Regions from separate parts of the Homo sapiens genome. Here region 2 is linked to region 1. Evidence: chromatin contacts called from ENCODE Hi-C or POLR2A ChIA-PET data. All regions are on one chromosome and are shown on one strand. The core of a region is the stretch at or near the end of the contact, and the rest is flanking DNA. Distances in the headings are between cores, read along the strand shown. Region 1 overlaps LOC105374925 (a long non-coding RNA gene). Region 2 has its middle 140 kb from the start of NEDD9.

Region 1 (6,097 bases), core at 1,273-3,772:
ATAAAGAACAGGCCTGCTGCCTGCTCCCATGGGTAGTACTAGCATTCTAGTTTCTGTGGCAATAAGCTTGCAATGTGCTCAGTGGGGGCAGTGCCACCCACCACGTGGTGCCTGGGAGTGCGTGCATTGGTGGGTGGATGGTTGTGACAATGACCAGAGGAGGACACCACTTGCATTCTGTGCCCTGTTGTGTGCTGGAGACACTCCCATAAGGAAGATTCATCCCACCCAAAATGTCAAAAGTATCTCCACTGAGAAACGCTGAATACAAGAATGGGCTTTACATTCATACATATCAGGAATTACTTGGATCCTGTAACAGGGTTAAAATAATCCTGGACAACTTCCTATGGTGCCAGACCCTTGGGCAGAACTTCCAGATGAAGCAGATTGATTCTAATTGCTCCTGGATAAAAGAAAAGAGCACAGGTCATCCCAGAAGGCACTGGGCAACCCACCCCAAGCCTAACAATATATTAAGTGTTGGGTGTAGGGATGGCTTCTCTTTTCTCTCAAACTTGACAGCACTGTTGAATCATTGTCTTCATTTACTTATGAGATGATTGGCATTGTCCTTTAAAGCAGAACAACTTGAGCTAAAGCTAAAGGCCGGTGTGCAGCAGCCGGGTGACCCTTTGTCTCTACTTTGCCTTCCGTGCTAAGTGTTGACTTCTGCTGAGTTTGATTTCATTCATTTCAGCTAGACATGTCTGGTGAATAAACTTCTTACCAATCTTCCCCTGGAATGGTTGAGTCAGCTCTGGTGTGAGTTAGTGGCCCCAGAGGGGAGCAGGCCAAGACGCCCTCTCCATGAGATACCTCCTAAAAGGGAAGAGGTCATTGATGACCCACAAAGGAGGCCAGGACCATAAACATTTCAGAATTCAGTTGTCTTAAAATCTTAAATAATGACAAACATTTGCTTGTTTGAGCCTTTTAAGTCTTCCCGTCTTTGGACTTGAGCCCCAGTGCCTGGCTGCAGAATTCCATGGTGAGGCACAAGCATGACATCATGTTCAGGAGGAATGCACAGCACATAAAGTCTTGCCTGGGTCAGAGAGAAGTGCTAAGCCCTCAAGAGGGCCCTAAGACAAATGCACAAATATGGCCTAGCACATGTCAAACACCCGTGCAAGGGCAAACATCTTTATGACTTTGGTCCTGGGAAGAGAGACCCGGCTTGGGATTAGAAATTACAGCTGACAAGCTGCTGATGAGGCAGTAATGACATTCAGCGTGGGAATGGTCACTTTGGGAACTGGGAGCTTAGCACACTAGGCTCCAAGTCTCAGAGTGAAGCCCGGGGCAACTCCTTCACCTTGGCTGGAATAAGTTAACTCACCCCACAACCTGTCCCCCAGGACCTTTCTCTGCCTTCCTTTGGGGTTATAGGCTTCCCTGCAGTTCTTTAGGGTTTTGACGCACAGGACAATTTAACATCAAGGGAATGCCCAAGTTGGGGGAAGAATATCTTTCTTGGCTATAAATGTTACTCTGAAATTCTTCTCAACTGTAATGTTTTAAGAGCACTTACAATGTGCCTGACCTGCCCTGTGCAATGTCCCTCCCCTCTTAGAGCTTACAACTCATAAGCACGCTTGCAGATGTCCTCCCTGATCCCCAGAGCTCCAGCCAACTTCAGTGTAGGGGTCCCCTAGGGGACATTTAGCAATGTCTCGAGATGTTTTTTGACTGCCACAACTGGGTGGGGGGGGCGGTGGCTGTTACTGGCATGTAGGGGATAGAGACCAGGGAGGCTTCTAAACATCCTATAATGCACAGGACATCCCCACCCCCAACAAAGAAGAATCCAGTCCAAGATGGCAATAGTGCTAAGCCTGAGCAACCCTGCACTGGGGAGGGCCTTGCCTTTGCATAAGCCAAGAAGGAAATTACTTAGATTTGCACCATCCAATGGGGAGCTTCCTGTGAGACCAGAAATGATCAGTATCTGTGCTGTCCGATGTGGGAGCTACCAGCCACATGTGGTTATTGAGTGGGTCAAACGTGGCCAGTGTGACTGAGGTAGTGAGTTTTTTATTTTATGTAATTTTAATTAATTAAATTGTAATCGTCCCATGCAACTGGTAGCTACTCTGTTAGGCAGCACGAGTCCATACAGCGGGAGCTTAGATGCACTGAGATCACCTGCCCCCTAGTCAGATGTCCTTTCCACTGGTTTATGACTGAGAATCCAAAGTTAGACACTCCTTCTTTAGCTAAGACTTTAACCCGTGTTGGTATGACATTATCTGTGGGAGGGAGAAGACCTTTAACTTGTAAAGAGCTGTTGCTAATTTAATATGACTAACGGATCTGAAAGATATTTTGGCGGGAACAGAGAGCACTAAGAGGCCTAGGGTAAAAAACAGGACCCCGTGAGAATGACCAGGGGGTAAGCTTGGGGAGGGGCTAACTAGGATACACTGGGGGAGGTGGAGACATAGGCTAGACGTAGCAAAGGCAACCAGTGCTTTCTTTCCTCATATACACTCTGCTGAGACTGGAAGCCAATCACTCAGCATTCTCATCAGACTCATGTCTGTGAAAACCAGAGCCAAAGAGTGCCAGGAAAGACAAGGTCCGTGACAAAGGGCAGCCTGTTTCCTGCTTTTTCTCTTCCTCCTTGTGGCTTTTAGTCTAAGTCCCCAAGCACTGAAATATTTTGGTGCCTCCTCCCATATATAAACCCAGATTAAAGCAATACTAAACCACAAAACATAAAATGATTTCTTTTTATCAGTTATAAAATTCTGGATAAGTCCATGAAAGCCTCATTGTTCTGACTTTGGCTGGCACCCCAAGCAAGTAAGCACCTTGTTGTTAACCTAGCACTGCTTTAGGGTCTGAGTATTAGGGCTGTTTTCTCCGTAATCCGTTGTTTATCTAGTCTATTGTGCAAATTTTCACAAATGGAATATTGTGTAGATACTCTACTCTACAGACTCTAGAGAAGAAAGTCAGCAACCTCACCTGGTAAGCTCCACCTACCCATGTTTCTAGAGAGGGGAAAAAATAGCTGAAACAAATCAAACCAAACCCAAAATGCTCTTTTCCTCAATGTTCTGCAGGGCTCAAATGTGAGCTTCTGGTAGTATCGGCTTTGGTGATCTCCATGGGGAACAGTGGAGACTGATCTCAAACAGTGAGTTCACCAGAATTATGGCAGTGAAGGGGAACTGCGGTATAAGAATTGCTAAAAAGATAAAAATTGTTCTGTCCAGAGAGACGCAAGTTGAGAGAGATGTAGGGCTGAGAGAATAGATAGTTGTGAGCATTTACTCCTCCACAAATCATGAGTTTTTCTGAAGCAACAGGGTGAGGCGGGGGTGGGGGGTGTGGACAGGAAGGTAGATAAATTTAAAACAGTAAAATAGTAAAAGGAAGTATTATATAAAACAGTGTGGCGGTGGTGGGAGTGGGGAGGAGATATGACTTAAGAATTTTTTATCCCAACGCTAAAGGGTGCAAAAATAAAAGGGTTCAAAAAATGTTTAAATGTAAAATGACAGTTCCATAACAAATTATTGACTGGAGGAAACTGAAGATGTTTAAAGCTAATCTCATGAGATTAGCATAGGAGGTGCTCCATCTCCTTCCAAAAACGACCCCTTGCCATTCTCCAAAATGCAACACTTAGACCTGCCTGATCATGAATCTTTGGGTTTATTTCATATGGCCACACTTGTTGTGGAATAAGGTCAATTAAACCTCACGGGTAAGTTTGCAATTAACTGACATTTGACATAAGCAGCTTTTACGGGTTGGTGCTGAAACAGGCTGAGAAACACAATCCCTCCCTGGGTAGAACTAGGAGCTTTCCTGTGGCAGCAGCAAGCCCAGACATACAGAGGGCTGGAGGGGAGCTGTAGTTCAAATGCAGTAATAGCTGTTTTTAAACTGATCCGCTCTAAGTCTTTGAGTGCAATGGCTGATTATTGGGTCAACAAACATGAAAAGCATTGTCATTGGCCCAAGTTTGAACCAGAAGCAACATGTCTTTCATGAGCATTTAGGATGAAAGATGTAAGATTAGAAAAAAATGTTGGTAACAGTGAGCATCATTTGAGGGTCTTTGTAATGTGTGTTTTGCCCTAAGAGGAAAAGTAAGGCAAGATCTATGAAATGTCCTTGATCTTTTTGCAACCTAGAGTTGTAGGCCCTGCATTACCTTCATGTTTCCATTTCAAGAACTGCCAGGTTTGTTTTCCAATGAAACTTTCAACTGTCAGCTTAATAAGACTGTGACCATGTGGTGCAGTGAACAATGGTTCAAGGACTACTTCACTGAGTGTGAATTTGACTACATTATGCCTATTCTTAAAATCCTTAAAATTCATCAATGGTTCTCCATTACCTCCAAGACTGGGAGTTTCCTTGCTAGGATGTACCACTCTCATCTCTCGCCTCACATTGCGCTACGTCCGCTTCTCCAAATGCTCCAAGTTCTCTTGTAACACCACAGCCTTGCACGTGCCATGCCTTCATTTTAGAATCATACATGCCTTCTCTACAAAACCATCCTAAGCAGCTCTTGAATTAGATGCTCCTTTGCACTCTGTGCTTAACTTGTTTACAGCACACGTCGTGTTCTATTTAAGTGACCTCCCAACTAACCTGTGAGATTCCAGAAGCTGGGTGAGTGTGCTCTGGAACTGATTCTTCTGCTAGATGCTGAGAACATGTGGGCAATGGCACGTTCTCAGCATCTAGCACCATCCCAGGCACAAGTGGAGCAGAGGTAGATCTGTGCTTGATGATTGAATGGATGAGTTTCAGTGAACTGTGAATGATGGGGAGCTTTTCAACAAAGCCACACTCCATGTTTTCTCTTCAGCAAAATAAATGCTGCATAGAAGCGGTTAATAGTCCCCCTTATGTCAGCTCAGCACATAGATATATGAGGAGTCCCACGGTTTCCCATAAGCCAAATAAGACAAAGTAAAAGCAATAATGGTCCATACACTTCAGAAAAAGGAAGGAAGGAAAAAAGGAAGGAAGGAAGGAAGGGAGGGAGGGAGGGAGGGAGGGAGGGAAGGAAGGAAGGACAATTTTCCCATGAGTCTACTGTCAGTGAAAGCTATTATTTAAATAGCATTTTTTTCCGAGGCTTTGTCTATCAGCACAAAGAAGAAAGTGAAATATATTGGGTTCCATCCATGAGATTAAAAGAGGAACATCTTTCAGTTCCCAATCAATCAAAAGACACAGGTTGTGTTTCAATCAGAAGCCATTTCTGAAGAGGCACAGGAGCGTAGGAGAGTTGTGTTAGGCAATGGAAACCAAACTGAGCCTGAAATGAAAGCCTGGGTCAATTAGTCAGTTTCTTTCCCAATATCTGCCCTAACATTGTCTTCTAAGTTTTTGGAAATGAATACGCTTTATTATTCACCTCAGTTGGATTTATTGTGCCTCACAGGTATTGACTCCTCTTGCTCTTCCTCCTCTCGCTATGGAAAGACTGAGCAGAGGAAGTGCTCGGACAGGCATGCCCTCCCAGAATGCAAGAAAGCCATCAGGCAAGCGGCAGGTGCAGAGACCACAGCCAGGGCCACACAGCCTGGAGAGGGACTCCCTCCTGGCAGGGAAGGCTGTCTCTACTTGCTCCTCTCTGAGAATGCTCACCAGGTGTGGCTGGGGGTTTTGGCAGCCTGCAGCTGTGTTTAGGAGGGCATTTGCTTTATCTACCACATCCTTTGAGGATTTCATTGCAGGCCATTTTATCCACTTTAATGAATGTTCTGGCAGCTTGTGAACCTGGGGCTGTGTCTGCATGCCCTGAACAGTGCTTATGTTCACCATCGTTGAGGTTGAATGTAACATATATTCACAGATCCTTCTGCCACCTCCTTTTCACAAGATGGACCCTCCAGTTCTGGCCAAAACAAGAAGAAAGCTGTAAAAAGAAGGGCTTTAGCCCAAAAGTTGGGGTTGCTCAGTTTTTTTCCTTTCCCTCATACCCCATCAGCTAATTAATCACCTCCTACTGCAATTTATAATTCCTTAACAGTTTTCAAATCTGTCCTCTAGATTAGCTAAATAAATATAGCACATCAATCAAAAATCAAGTTCTATAAAGTTACTAATAGGGAAATAT
Region 2 (6,097 bases), core at 1,953-4,452, 44 kb after region 1:
AAAAAGGTACAGAGATTTCCCATATACCTCCTGCTCCCACATGCACACAGGCTCTCCCACTGTCGACCTCCCTCCACAGACTGGCACATTTGCTACAATCAATAAACCTGCATTGACACATCATTATGACCCCAAGTCTATAGTTGACAGTAGGGTTCGCACCTGGTGGTGTACATTCTATGGGATTGGGCAAATGCACAGTGACACGCTTCTACCACTATCGTATCACGCAGAGGACTTTCACTGCCCTCAAATCTTCCATGCCTCACCTATTCATCCCTCCCTCCTTGCAGTCCCTGGGAACCCCTGATCTTTTTACTGGTACCCTAGTTTTATCTTTTCCAGAACGTTCTAGTTAGAATCATACAATATACAGCTTTTTCAGATTGGCTTCTTTCACTTAGCAACATATTTAGCTATTTTTTAAATGTGATTTTTGTTTTACAAACGTATTTGTTCTTTCTTCAACTCAAATGTAAGATTTTTTAGAGCAATGGGTTGAAGGTTGTAGATAACAGGTGAGAAATCGTGATGACGCTTTCTTAGAAGAATTCCCCTCTTTGAGGTACATCAACGTGTGCTACACATCCCTGTGTCCTCCAGCCCTTACCTAAAACTTTAATTGGATTATTAGCCCTAGCCTGTGACATGCAAATATTCTAATTAAAGGCTGTTTTTTTTCTTTTTAAAAAAATTCAGTGGATACATAGTAGGTGTATATATTTATGGGTTATATGAGATGTTTTGATACAGGCATGCAATGTGTAATAATCACATCAGGGTACATGGGGTCTCCATCACCTCAAGCATTTATCCTCTGTGTTACAAACAATCCAATTACAATATTTTAGTTATTTTTTAATGTACAATTAAATTATTTTCGACTACGGTCATCCTGTTGTGCTAGCAAATACTAGGTCTTACTCATTCTTTCTATGACTTGTACTCATTATCTATCTCCCCTACCTGCCCCCCATAATCCCCCCCACCCACAACGCTACCCTTCCCAGCCCCTGGTAACCATCCCTCTATTGTCTGTCTTTATGAGTTCAATTATTTTAATTTTTAGCTCCCACAAGTAAGTGAGAACATGTGAAATTTGTCTTTCTGTGCCTGGTTTATTTCACTTAACATAATGACCACTAGTTCCATCCATGTTGCTGCAAATGACTGGATCTCATTCTTTTTTATGGGTGAATAGTACTCCATTGTGTATATGTACCACATTTCCTTTATCCATTTATTTGTTGATGGACACTTAGGTTTCTTCCAAATCTTGGCACTTGTGAAGAGTGCTGCAATAAACACAGGACTGCAGATATGTCTTTAATATATTGATTTCCTTTCTTTTGGGTATATGTGAGTGGGATTGCTGGATCATATGACAGCTCTATTTTTAGTTTTTTGAGGAACCTCCAAACTGTTCTCCACAGTGGTTATACTAATTTACATTCCCACTAACAGTATATGAGGGTTCCCTTTTCTTCACATCCTCAGTAGAATTTGTTATTGCCTGACTTTTGCATATAAGCCATTTTAACTGTGGTGAAATGATATCTCATTGTAGTTTTGATTTGCATTTCTCTGAGGATCAGTGATGTTGAGCACCTATTCATATACCTGCTTGCCATTTGTATTTTTCCTTTTGAGAAATAAGCCTGATATTCTTTCAGGGCATAAATTAAGAATGCAACCCTCCTCTGCCCATGGCCACATATATCATGTAAGAGCAATCTGGCATAGATACTCCAATTCATTTTTTTTAAATGGATTCTCAGTTCTAAACAACATAAACCAATGTCTTTATTTTTAATGCTTGTCTTTGCTTCAGTCAAAAAAACTCCAAAACACAATGAAGGAAGAGGCCAATTGAGTAAACCAGTTACTTAAAGCTAACAAAGAAACAGACATCATCAAGCAGTTCTGTCTTCCCAAATCAATTCTTTTGAAATCAAACACCTTCGTTAAGTGGTTCCTTGAACTGTTTTGCCATAAAAATTAAAAAAAAAAAACTCATGAAGAAAATGAAATAATCATGTACAAAATACCTTTGTCACTTTATTTTTAATACAATTGTATGCAATTTGTTAATTTTCATCATCCTTTATAACTGAATTATATGTGCTTTTGAAAGCTACATAATGAATAACATGTTGTATATAATTGTTAAAATGTGTCTATGGTCATCATATAATTTAGACCTGAGGTCCTCAGTAGAAGACAAAGTCCAGGAAGTCAGAACCTCTGTTCCTCTTTTCACTATACCCCAATACCATATGTATATGGGAGAATGGATTTGATTGACTTGAGTTGTATCTGCAGTGCTTCTTGAAGGCATGAAAACTACTGCGAGTGTTTTAATTACTCAAACCTCCACCCTTCCATATGTAAGCTTCTTGAAAATAGGGATTTTGTCTGGCTGGCTTTCCTGCTGAATCCCCAGCACCTAATATGGTGCCTGGCCCATACAGAGTCCTTAACAGATGTTCAATAAATATTAATATCTACTAAATTATTTTCTGAAATGGATACAGTATCTGAGATGGTTAATTTTACGTGTTAACTTGGCTAAGCCAAGGTACCTAGATATTGATCAAACATTCTTCTGGATGTCACTGCAAAGCTATCTTCTTTAAAAGATTAACATTTAAATGAGTAGGCTTTGAGCAAAACAAATGACCTTCCATAATGTAGGTGGGCCTCCAATCAGTTGAAGGCCTTAATAGAAAAAAGAGCGACATCCACAGAGCAAGAAGGAATTCAGCTAGCAGAGTGCCTTCGGACTCAAGTAGCAATGTCAGTTCTTCCCTGATCTCCAGCTTGCCAGCCTGCCTTGCTGATTTTGGACTTGCCAGTCTCCATAATTGTGTGAACCAACTTCATAAAATAAATCTCTCTCTCTCTCTCTCTCTCTATATATATATGTATATATATACACACACACATTCCATTGGTTCTGTTTGTCTGGAGAACCCTAATACACCCACCTTACTCCTTTGCTCACTCAATGAATCAATCAATATATGTCATTTGCCAGGGATCACTCTCACCCATCAAGACCTCACAACTACTAAAGCCAAACCAGTGATACAACCCCTGAAGTACACTCTTGACTTTAACTTCTCCACTCCGGTGGAGTGACAAAGAGCATTACTTCCTTAATGTTTCGACGATTATATGATGCAAAGCACCTGCATGAGGAACAGGTGCTGAGAGGACACTGTACTTGCTAAAGCCATGTCCTGATAGTGTGACAGAAGGCACCAGCATACTACTGTGCTTTGAGGAGAAAATGCTTCCCATGGTGAGGCTGAGCTGCTGATAGTCTCACTTCCTCTAAATATTTCCACTCTTTACAAGTGAAGCTGTGGGTGGGGAATTTCAGAGTCATGGAAACTAGTCAAAGGTTACTAAAGGTTCATGGACACTACTATTTGATAACTGTGTGGTAGCTGCATAGTCGCATATGCTATAGAAAAAGGTGAATATAAAAAATACATCAATAGGAAGCTTATAGATGAGCACTATATGAAATTTGGTTCTCTTCAGGATCAAGCAAAGTGATGGACCTTCATGGAACCCAATCTGCTGGTCTGGGGAACAATACTTTTGTAAATTAAGTATTCATATAGAACTTTTCCCCAAGGGCTTATCTGGAGGGGAAGTGACAGTGAGAGTGAAAGCCTTAATTTGCCCACAATCAGCATGGGCTAGCCCAGTCACAAATTGTCTGTCCAGGAAGATTCTTTTTTTTCTTTTTGTTTTTATTTTTTAATCTTGGGGAGTCACTTTAGCCCTTTCTTCCTCTCCCATTTAAGACCCCTTCCCTCCTTTGATGTCCCCTAGCTAAAACCTGCTTCTAACTTGAGGCAAAATTTTCACTTCTCTGCTCAAGTAGTTTGTGCATGAAACAGGGATAAATTTGGTGGCAATTGTGCCTTCTTGAAATCCTAACTCTGAACCATCATTTTTGTCAATGACTTAGCACTGCCAACTGATAGAAATGATAGACTGTCATACATTCATGCAATAGGATACTATACAGCTGTGAAAATGAATTATCAACATCTCTTGGCATCAACATGGATAACACTCAGAAATATCATGTTGACCCTAGAGCAAGTCTTGGAAGAATGCTTATGTATGATTATATTTACTTACAGTTCCCAAACAGGCAGAAATTGACTATATGCAAATTGTATATATACCTATGCATATATGTCTATGCATACACTTAGACCTAGGAGGCCAATCAAAAAGTAAAGTAAGGGAATGACTAACAAAATTTTAAGACAATAGTTCCTTTTGTGGTAGGTGATATAATTTGGATGTTTGTCTCCTCCAAATCTCACGCTGAAATGTGATCCACAGTGTTAGAGGTGGGGCCTAGTAGGAGGTATTGGATTATGGGGGCAGATCCCTCATGAGTGGCTTAGTGCTGTCCCTTTGATGGTGAGTGAGTTTTCACTCAGTTAACGCACCCAAGATCTGGTTGTTTAAAGGACTCTGGGACCTCTCCCTTCTGTCCTTTTCTCTCTCTCTTGCCATGTCATATGCTGGCTCCTCCTTCCGCCATGATTGTAACCTTCCTGAGGCCTCACCCGAAGCAGATGCCAGCACCATGCTTTCTGTATACCCTGCAGAACCATAAGTCAATCAACCCTTTTTTCTTTTTTCTTTCTTTTTTTTGAGACGGAGTCTCACTCTATCACTCAGGCTGGAGTGCAGTGGCGTGATCTCGGCTCACTGCAAGCTCCGCCTCCCGGGTTCATGCCATTCTCCTGCCTTAGCCTCCTGAGTAGCTGGGACTACAGGCGCCCGTCACCACACCCAGCTAATTTTTTGTATTTTTAGTAGAGACGGGCTTTCACTGTGTTAGCCAGGGTGGTCTCGATCTCCTGACCTCGTGATCCGCCCGTCTCGGCCTCCCAAAGTGCTGGGATTACTGGCGTGAGCCACCGTGCCCGGTCCCCACTTTTTTTCTTTATAAATTACCCAGCCTTGGGTATTTCTTTATAGTGATGCAAAACGGACTAACACAGAAAATTGAAAATTGGTACTGAGAAGTGGAGCATTGCTATAAAGATAACTGAAAATGTGGAAGTGACTTTGGAACGGGGTAAGGGAGAGGCTGGAAGAGTTTAAAGGACTCAGAAAAAGACAGGAAGATGAGGGAAAGTTTGGAACTTCTTAGAGACTGGTTAAATGGTTGTGACCAAAATACTGATACAGATATGGACAGTGAAGTTCTGGCTGATGAGGTCTCAGATGGAAATGAGAAAGTTTTTGGGAAATGGAATGGGGTCATTCTTATTATGCCCTAACAAAGAACTTGGTTGCACTGTATGCTCTAGGGATCTGTGGAAGTTTGAACTTAAGAGTGATGACCCAGGCTACCTAGTAGAGGAAATTTCTAAGCAGCAAAGCATTCAAGAGGTGACTTGGCTACTTCCAGCAACCTAAATCAGATATGGGAGCAAAGAAGTGACTTAACATTGAAATTTATATTTAAAAGGGAAACAGAGTGTAAAAGTTTGTAAAATTTGCAGCCTGGCTCTGTGGTAGAGAAAGAATCCAAGCAGGTTGTGAAACATTCACTTGCTAGAGAGATGAGCATAACTAAAAGGAAGCCAATATCCAAGACAAGGCAAAAACCCTCCAAAGGCATTTCAAAAATCTTGAGGACAGCCCCTCCCATCAAAGGCCCAGAGGCTTAGGAGAAAAGAATGGTTTCAGGGGCCAGGCCCAGGGCCCTACTGCCCTGCTGAGCTTCAGACTCTGGCTTCAGCCTCAGCTCAAAGGGGCCCAGGTACAGCTCTGGCCACAGTTCTGGAGGACACAAGCCATAAGCCTTGGTGATTGCCACATGGGGTTAAGTCTGCAGATGCTCAGAACGCAAGTGTGAAGAAGGCTTGGTGGCTTCCACCTAGATTCCAGAGGATGTATGGGAAAGCCTGGGTGCTCAGGCAGAAGCCTACTGCAGAGGCAGAGGCCCCACAGAAAAACTCTACTAGGAAAATGCCAGGGGAAATGTGGGGTTGGAGCTCCTACACAGAGTCCCCACCAGGGCACTACCTAGTGGAGCTGCGGAAAGGGG

Evidence for each region. A loop is a pair of places that touch in the nucleus more often than their neighbours do. ChIA-PET counts read pairs that join two places held with the same protein, here RNA polymerase II (POLR2A). Pooled maps may share reads with other maps.
Region 2: a map of B cell shows a loop between it and region 1 (2.1-fold over the local background). The contact joins two enhancer-like sites. A Hi-C loop is called at or near these places in 8 of 168 maps with a recorded cell type or tissue (B cell, CD14-positive monocyte, Caco-2 and 4 more), 27 of 37 single-sample maps with no recorded cell type and 17 of 50 pooled maps. POLR2A ChIA-PET finds 5 or more read pairs at or near these places in 15 of 52 experiments (CD4-positive, alpha-beta T cell, CD4-positive, alpha-beta memory T cell, CD8-positive, alpha-beta T cell and 9 more).

The regions. Positions count from the first base shown.
Region 1 is chr6:11,328,054-11,334,150 of GRCh38, forward strand. The region is part of intron 5 of LOC105374925 (a long non-coding RNA gene); the gene reads left to right. It also overlaps a transcript of NEDD9 not described here. Among named protein-coding and RNA genes, the nearest start is that of NEDD9, 98 kb to the left of the region's middle. Within about 2 kb of position 2,523, at least 6 of the 41 ENCODE cell types and tissues checked have a DNase peak (open chromatin) inside an H3K27ac peak, as active enhancers do; they include CD14-positive monocyte, where a contact is called at or near this core.
Region 2 is chr6:11,371,154-11,377,250 of GRCh38, forward strand. It overlaps a transcript of NEDD9 not described here. Among named protein-coding and RNA genes, the nearest start is that of NEDD9, 140 kb to the left of the region's middle. RefSeq lists an enhancer at 1-82. Within about 2 kb of position 3,203, at least 4 of the 41 ENCODE cell types and tissues checked have a DNase peak (open chromatin) inside an H3K27ac peak, as active enhancers do; they include CD14-positive monocyte, where a contact is called at or near this core.